Linked DNA regions of Mus musculus: regions 1 and 2 are each linked to region 3. The links are chromatin loops, found by intact Hi-C in ENCODE. Cell type or tissue: gastrocnemius. All regions are shown on one strand.

What was found. Peaks named below come from ENCODE experiments on the same cell type or tissue, not always from the same donor. Only the 100,000 strongest peaks of a DNase experiment are listed, where the experiment ranks them.
Region 1: it touches region 3 in a loop (2.1-fold over the local background); 3 of 42 quality-filtered maps call a loop at or near these places.
Region 2: it touches region 3 in a loop (2.3-fold over the local background); 2 of 42 quality-filtered maps call a loop at or near these places.

Annotation. Positions count from the first base shown.
Region 1 is chr15:7,023,837-7,026,336 of GRCm38, forward strand. Gm30559 (a long non-coding RNA gene) reads left to right here. Exons shown (of 8, transcript XR_383811.3): 6 at 2,061-2,200. Among named protein-coding and RNA genes, the nearest start is that of Gm30663, 9.3 kb to the right of the region's middle. In gastrocnemius, no CTCF peak of the experiment used is centred here; no DNase peak of the experiment used is centred here.
Region 2 is chr15:6,708,257-6,710,756 of GRCm38, forward strand. Rictor (RPTOR independent companion of MTOR, complex 2) reads left to right here and starts at 125. Exons shown (of 38, transcript NM_030168.3): 1 at 125-195; 2 at 377-424. The coding sequence starts at 147. In gastrocnemius, no CTCF peak of the experiment used is centred here; DNase peaks (open chromatin) are centred at 78 and 959; H3K4me3 peaks cover 2,268 bases; H3K27ac peaks cover 1,751 bases.
Region 3 is chr15:7,221,029-7,223,528 of GRCm38, forward strand. Egflam (EGF-like, fibronectin type III and laminin G domains) reads right to left here. Exons shown (of 22, transcript NM_178748.6): 18 at 1,720-1,798. Among named protein-coding and RNA genes, the nearest start is that of Lifr, 93 kb to the left of the region's middle. In gastrocnemius, no CTCF peak of the experiment used is centred here; DNase peaks (open chromatin) are centred at 1,345 and 2,004; H3K4me3 peaks cover 1,766 bases; H3K27ac peaks cover 1,862 bases.

The sequences.
Region 1 (2,500 bases), 200 kb before region 3:
ATAAGATCTCTACAAGATCAAACCAGCCAAGACAGCTAGGGGAGAACCGTATGATGCTTCACCCTTGGATGAGGGACTTTCAGCAGTTGGTAGCTGGTGACATATGGGCAACACCAAACAGACTTTGTGGTAAAGAAGGAAGAGGAGGAGATGAAGTTGGGAGATAGACATGTGATGATAATTCTATTAGAAGTTACAAAGAGAAATTGATTGTGGATATGGTCATATTTCATTCTACAAATGTATGAAATTCTCTAGGAAATTCTTTTAAAAGACAAAAAGAATTGAAAACAATACACACACACACACACACACACACACGCTTCACACATTGCAAGAAGTGTACAGTGTGGGCAAATGAAATTGTTTCATTACTGTTGGATTTTTGCCCCAGGGGAAATATCTGAAGATTACTTCCTCAACTTTTGCACAGTTAAAGGGCTTAATCCCAGATACCTAATGCGGAGAGAGACCATTTGCAGAGTGATTCTGACAAGTATCACAATCTGGCTATGCATTGCAGGTCCCATGTGTTCTGTTCAGCCTGAATTAACCTAGCCACAAAAACGTTTCTGTAAGTCAAATGCTTTTCTGAAATCCAAATATGTGAACTCTAATTTGTTCCCCTTCGTTCCTTAATTTTAAAGATCTATCCAAAAAATTTAGCAAATTTTCTTGGGCTCACTTTCTCTTTTTAAATCCCTAACGTAACTATTTCTTAACTTGCTTCACTGGCCTTTCTCCCTGCAAGCATTGACTCTCCGATCAACTCACAGATTGGCTACCCGACAACTGTTCAAGGGCCAGATATTCGACTTGGGAAATTACTGACACAATGAACTTAGTAAATTTCACCCCGATGGAGTGAGAGAGTTAAAAGAAACTTATAAATCAAAATTGCATTTAATCCTGGAATGATTTGCGTGTTGGGAGACAGTCAAATCATAGATTCATAACAAAATAGCTATCAAGCAAAGGGTAGAGTCTGAGTCTGGTGCATGGAGAGAAAATATTATAGGATCAAAATGTGAAAGAAAGATTTGCTAACAAGACCTGTGAATGAGATAGGTCCAGGTAACTTTAGCTCTCAGACCCTCTGCAAGTGAAAAACCAGAGATCACAGTCTATTAACTCCTGTGCTGCCAAGGTCCAGTGCTTTGCATCATTGCATGAGATGATGGTATAGTTTAGCTAAAAAGCAAAATAAGAGAATATTTCACTACTCTTATGTGAGCTGATTTTACTACCCTATCAATGTCCCTAGAAAGTTTATAAGTTGCACTTCTGGTTCATTGGTCTCAACATAAATAAATAAGCAAAATCTTTTGATTTTCTATTTTGATTAACATAGTGTTTGCTAAAGCTGGCAACCTGCTATAAAATGTATTGCCAAACAAGACATAGTAATCTAATAGATAAAAGATAAATCTCTCAGAATTGAAAGCACAGAGAACAGTGTCTCTTCCCAGCACGTCCACGGTGGGAGGTCATACATTTACTCTAACTTTGCTGCTCTTTCTCTAAACATTTGGGATTCCTCTTGTGGAACTGTCTTCAGAGCCTGCAGATCCCATCTTGTGCCAAGTCTTTATCCTTCGGGGTGGAGTTGGGGGGCGCAGCAGAAGGGAGTGAATTTAATGATTTCTGGAAAGAGGCATAAGTCATCCAGAGGCTAATCTGGTAAATAATGAGTGTATCCATTTGGGGAGGGGAAAAAAAAGGGAAAGGAAAATGCCTGTATATCAAGTGTAGATCCTGATGTTTGTCCTGTGAACAGGATCTTTAAAGGCAGTCCTCTGAGCAGCACTGTTCTAGCATTGACATTCTTTGAATAGAATCTTCCAGAACCTTCCAAAGGGGCTACTTTGTATATAGCACCTCAGACTCTTAGAAAGATGCGAAACACTGGTTTCACATATGTGCATGAAAAATCTGCAGAAGAGTAAACACCAAGGATGTGGAATCAAGATGAAGACTGTCAGGTAGATACACTTTCTTGATATCAACTAGGAAGAAAAGCCTTCACTGTGTGTAGTTATGCTCCTTGTTCTTCTTCCCAGAGACTCACCTAGGACCCAACCATCATTGATGGTCTACCACAAATGCACGAGTGTAAGGCAATGTCAAATATGTGGCAGTCATTTTTCCAAATAAGGAATACTTCTCCTCACCAGAAAGTTCAAGAATATACCTAAAACTGGTAATTAATCGCCTCATAACTGTTTAATTACTATAGTTATATGTATATTTAAATTACTCTGTATATCTTTAAAGTACATCAGTACTAATTTGAATAAGTATATTATATTATATTTCATAAAAGTATCCAATATTGTATTATATAGTTTTCCACTGTCATAATCAATTTTACTCCAAGCCACAAGATTAAGAAAGCCGTTTTCACTTGCTCGTCCCAAAGCTGTGTGTTCTGCATCCACTATGAAAGCACTTACTGTAATTCTTGAAGAAGCAATCCTTAAAAGACTCCCTCATAACATGA
Region 2 (2,500 bases), 510 kb before region 3:
GCGCCCGCGGGCGAGCCTCCGTGCCGAGGGGCGGGGGCGCTGCCGCGGGAGGGGGGCGGAGGGGGCGGGAACGGCGCGCGGGGAGGGGAAGGGGGTTCTCGCGCGATCGGGCGAGGTTTCCGGTGTTGTGACTGAAACCCGTCAATATGGCGGCGATCGGCCGCGGCCGCTCTCTGAAGAACCTCCGAATACGAGGTAAGCCCGCTCGCCGCCCTCGCTCGCCTCACCCGGTGCGGGTCACGGGTCGCGGCGCTCGGCTTTGCTCCGGGCCTGGGGATGGGGTGGGGTGAGGTTGGACGGGGAAGACGAGCGGGGCGTCGGGCGCCGCCGGCCTGCGATGGATTCTAACTGGGGTTGTGTGTCTTGTCTCGCACAGGGCGGAATGACAGCGGCGAGGAGAACGTCCCGCTCGATCTGACCCGAGGTAACGCGGGCCGCCGCGGCCGCCGGGGAGGCGCGGGCAGCCGGGCGGGCGGGCTGGCAGGCGAGCCGCGCGGGGCAGCGAGGGGCCGAGCCCGCGCCCATCCCCCTGCCCCGCGCCCGGGTGGCCCGGGTTGCCCGGGGGGCTGAGCCCGCTCCGGGGCCTCGGGCGGCTGCGGAGCTCCCCGGCCGGCTCGGTCGCGTGTGTGTCCCCCCTCCGTCCGCTCCCGGGTCCCCCCACCTCCGGATCCCGGGGGCGGCCTTGGACGGGGTGGGTGGGGGAGCAAGGTAGAGGTTGTTATTTAGGTTGCTGGAGGATGTTTGTGGGAAGAGCGACCACATCCTGCCCTCCCCGTTCCCCCCAAGAGCAGATGCTGGACCCTGCCGGCTTCTTGCTCACTGCGGGACTGCTCTTCCCTGCCCGTGGGATCCTCTTGGGTGGGGTGGGGGGGGTCCCCGCAGCTTTTTGAGAACCCGGAGAGCCCGTGATGACTGCTAAGTGTCTGGTTCACGCCGCAGCTCCCTGCTGCTCGCTTCCCGTCTCCCGGGCCCGCTGGGGCTGTAGTTGGCTGGAGACCGCCCGCCCCCTCACTCGGCCGCCGCTTCATTGTGTACCTTGTGGCTGCAGTGGAGGAGAGCTGGGTTTGTTTACACCTTTCCCAGCAGGGCGAGCCCCGCGTGTGTTTTGTTTTTAAGAACCGCACCCGGCGAACGATCGGTATTTTCTTGCTTCGGTCACCGGCCCCCGGGCTGGTGTTTCATCTCCCAGTATCTCGCCGAAGCATCAGTCCGTTCTCTGCCTCCTTAAACAGGAGTTGGGTCTACAGATTCCGGACGGTCCGACTCCACAGCGCTGGAGTGGAGTGTAACTTAACTAGTTCTGCTGTTACGGAATCACTTTTTGAGATCCGTGAAACACCTTAGGACGTTAAAACAAGACAAGAACAGTCGTAAACATTGTATATACGACATGAATTTGGTTCCCCCACCCACCCTGTATGTAGTGACCGTCGTATAAAGTTATTTGGTGGATGTGGGATTTGGGGGACCCATCTCTGTATTGACTGCGTAATTCAGTTCTGTTTCGGTTTTTGTATTGTAAGAATCCTTCTGTGTAGACTGAAAGACTAGTTTTGATTTAGTTTCATGAACACGTGTTTGTTGTTTAGCATTTGGTTCTGATAGTTTAGGAAGCTGTTTTGAGTAAAGGAGCCCTTTCAAAGGGGAACCTCTTTAAAGATCCAGTGCAGTGGTGTGTCAGTCCTAGAGATGGCGACTACATCAGTGATCTGGAACACTCTTACCATTAACCAGCTTTCAGAAACACTATAGAAAAAAGGTCAAGCTTTAGTTGTTTTTTTTTTTCAAATTTGTAAACTTAATATATACCTGAAAAATGTATACAAAGTAGGTTTTCCAGACAGCGGTTCTGAGTATCATAATTCAGACCTGAGATTTTGCATCGTGCTTTTCTAACCATGTAGTTCGCCACTGATTTAATTGGTAACGGAGAAACTGTGTGAAGATACCTCTTGGTTAACTAGAGCCTAGTACCTACAGTATAAACCTGTTCAGATGTGGGATTTTGTTAATCTTCTTTATATATTTTTGTGGAGGCTGTCAGAATTTGGGATGGTAGAAAAGCTTATATACAAGCTTATATGAAACTTGCCTCACTTCAATAGGAACTCGGGAAGACAAATCAGTGGGTACGATTGAAAATCATCAGTTCTCTAAGACTTGACTTAAACGGCTATGTGATGAGCAGCTGTTTCTAGGGTTACGTAAAATGCTTAGACAATGTTATGTTTGCTTGCCGGGATAAAACGTACTAGTGTTGCAAATAAGTATTCACAGCCAGTTGACCTGATTGCAAAAGCAATGCACAACAGAGAGAGGTTACAGGAGAACTGTAGGCCTCAATCATAAGGAAGCTTAGAAGGAAAAAGTTAGGAGTTAGATTCATATATAGGGAGACAGTTGATTAGAGAAAGTGTTACTTGAACAAACATTTCATTGTTTGAAGGCATGTGGATCACACATGAAGAAAGTCCACGAGGAATTGAACTTTAGTAATGAT
Region 3 (2,500 bases):
GGCTCTACCAAAGCTTCCTCTCTCTATAGCGAGAGCCCTTTCTGCTTCTATAGGACACTGACCAATTTGACAATCACCTCATGAGTGTCCTATGGGAAGCTAGGGACTATGCTGAAGGTACCATGGCAAGCATGGATGAGATATTGAATCTTTGAGGATGCTGCAGGGCCTCTGGATTAATCAGCCCAGTTGTATGAAGGTTGTACACATTTTATGAAATCTTCTTCCTGTTTAGGACATTTTAAGCTGAGTTTTATGTTATGTGACCCTCTAAAGGCTTTAAACTGAAGTAGATCATGAACATGTCCTTTTGGATGGCTTCACACAGGTGTCCATGTGCCTGACCACACACATCCATGCGTGTGCTCCAGCAGAGCTGCTCTGACTTGAGGCTTCTCTATCTCCAGCTCCTTTGGCAGTTGGCAGCCTCTGGCTAAGCACTGGTGACCAAAGACTCGGGCTCCTTCCATAATGCTCAGCTTTGTGTGTGTGTGTGTGTGTGTGTGTGTGTGTGTGTGTGGTGCTGAATGACTTTCTACTGTTGGTAGGAAAGAGGCAGAGGCAGACAAGGGTGCACCTTGTCTGGGGATGCTTCTCATCTAAATCCTCATTCCAAGGCAACAAACAGAACCTGTCATTAGAGAAGTGAAGCCGGGTCTATCTCCTCCCACAAGCCCATGCCTTTAATCCAAAACAGTCCCTAAGCTGGAAACCAACCATTCAAATATCTGAGCCTATGGTGGCCATCCTTAATCAAACCACTACAGTAGCCTGCTATGCCTACAGTCACCGTAAACAGCCCAGTAAACGATTTCTCAATTAGTCTTGCTCCTCGATATCCTAAGTTCTATCCTAAAGCAAGGTGGCCTTAAAGATATATATTTATATTTCTCTTATATTTGTAAGAAAAATTCCAGAACAATTTTTTCTGGTGATTAAAGGCCGATGAACATCTCCACTGTCAAAGGACTGGGGGACAAACTGAAGTTGCCAACAGCAAGCCTGGCTGAATGGAAGGATGCTTTAAGAGCCAACCTCCATCCTTGCCACATATACAGGCTGCTTGAAATTCTAGCCCGTCCCTGCCCCCAGGGAACAAAAGCTGTAACTGGAGCATTTGTATCATGCCTTCTGTCCTTATATTATACTCTTCTGTCCACACCAAGAGAAGTGAGCAATCTTCACTGTACTGGGCAGAGCCTTGGAGGGCAGTGGACATTTGAAGACATAGGCACTGACCTGGCAGGAAGTGGCTCTGAGCTGCTTGGTTGGGGGCAGCTGAATGAACCCTTTCCATAACTGGCTCCAGGCAGATCTGCAGGCCATGGCACAGAATAGCAGAGAGCTAAGAACCCCCTCTCAGGTCAGAGGTGGGGGTGTCTGATGTGATCATACTCCAGCTCCAGGGGCATCCAATTCCTTCTGCCTCTCAAACGAGAACCCTGGAAACCCCAGGGGCAAGTGACATTCTTCCAGGCCCTTTGACCAGAAAAGGATTGGAGAGCTTACGATGGGGTTGTTTGGAAAACTGATGCCTTCAAGTTTTTGCTTATTTGTTTTGTTCTTGTTTCTATGTTTGTTTCATGTTCACCCCCGCCCCAAAACCCCAGCCCATGGGGAGAATTATCATCTGGCACAGACGATGAGGATAAACTCATGGAGTGATACTAAAAAACTGACATCTAGGGAATAAGCAAGCTGCTGCGCGGGGCTCATTACCTCTTGAGGATATTTGGGTTGTCATACGTCAGGTAGCTGCGGCCGATGAACTGTGGGATCTCGATGGCTTCTATAATAGCTGAGACAGAACAGAAAATGGAGGTTATGAGACACGCGCACCCCTACCCCCCTTCGACTTCAGCTCTCACAGACGTCAGGAAAGCTAGCTGTGGAATGTGCTATTTGACAGCTTGTCAGCCCCTTCCTCTTGGCTGTGCATGTGATTGGCCCGGCTCACGGCAGCCTGGCCCAGTGGCCTGGCAGGGGTTTCGCCCCTCTCCCCTTTCTCCAGAGCCTGGCGGCCACTGTCACCAGCCTTGGCGTTCTGCAGAGAAGGCTTTGCAATGTGCTGAAACTTGAACTGTCCCCAGCGCTTCTTGGAAGCTGGAGAGGAGCTGGAGCCATGTGGAGAGCAGCTGGGGATAACCCCAGAGTTTTGCCAAAGGAGGCAGAGAAAGTCATCCCCAAACAGGGCCCAGCGGGGCTCTTTATTTGGGGGATCATCTCCTGAAGACCCCGGCTCTGATATGAGTGACTGAGAAGTGCAACGGACAAGCTTCGGGCAACATGAAATCCTCCTGGGTGAGATTTGATGAAGCCCTCACTCCAGGCTCACGCGGAAGCACAGGCAGGGTAGGCCTGGCTATTCCCATTTCAGAACAAGGTAATCGAGATCCCCCCAGCTAGAACGCAGACAGGCCATGAACCAGACCTCATTTTGGTTTCTGCCCACCTCCTACTCTCCAGTATTTTAGAAACGAATTTCCTTCCTCCCCATTTC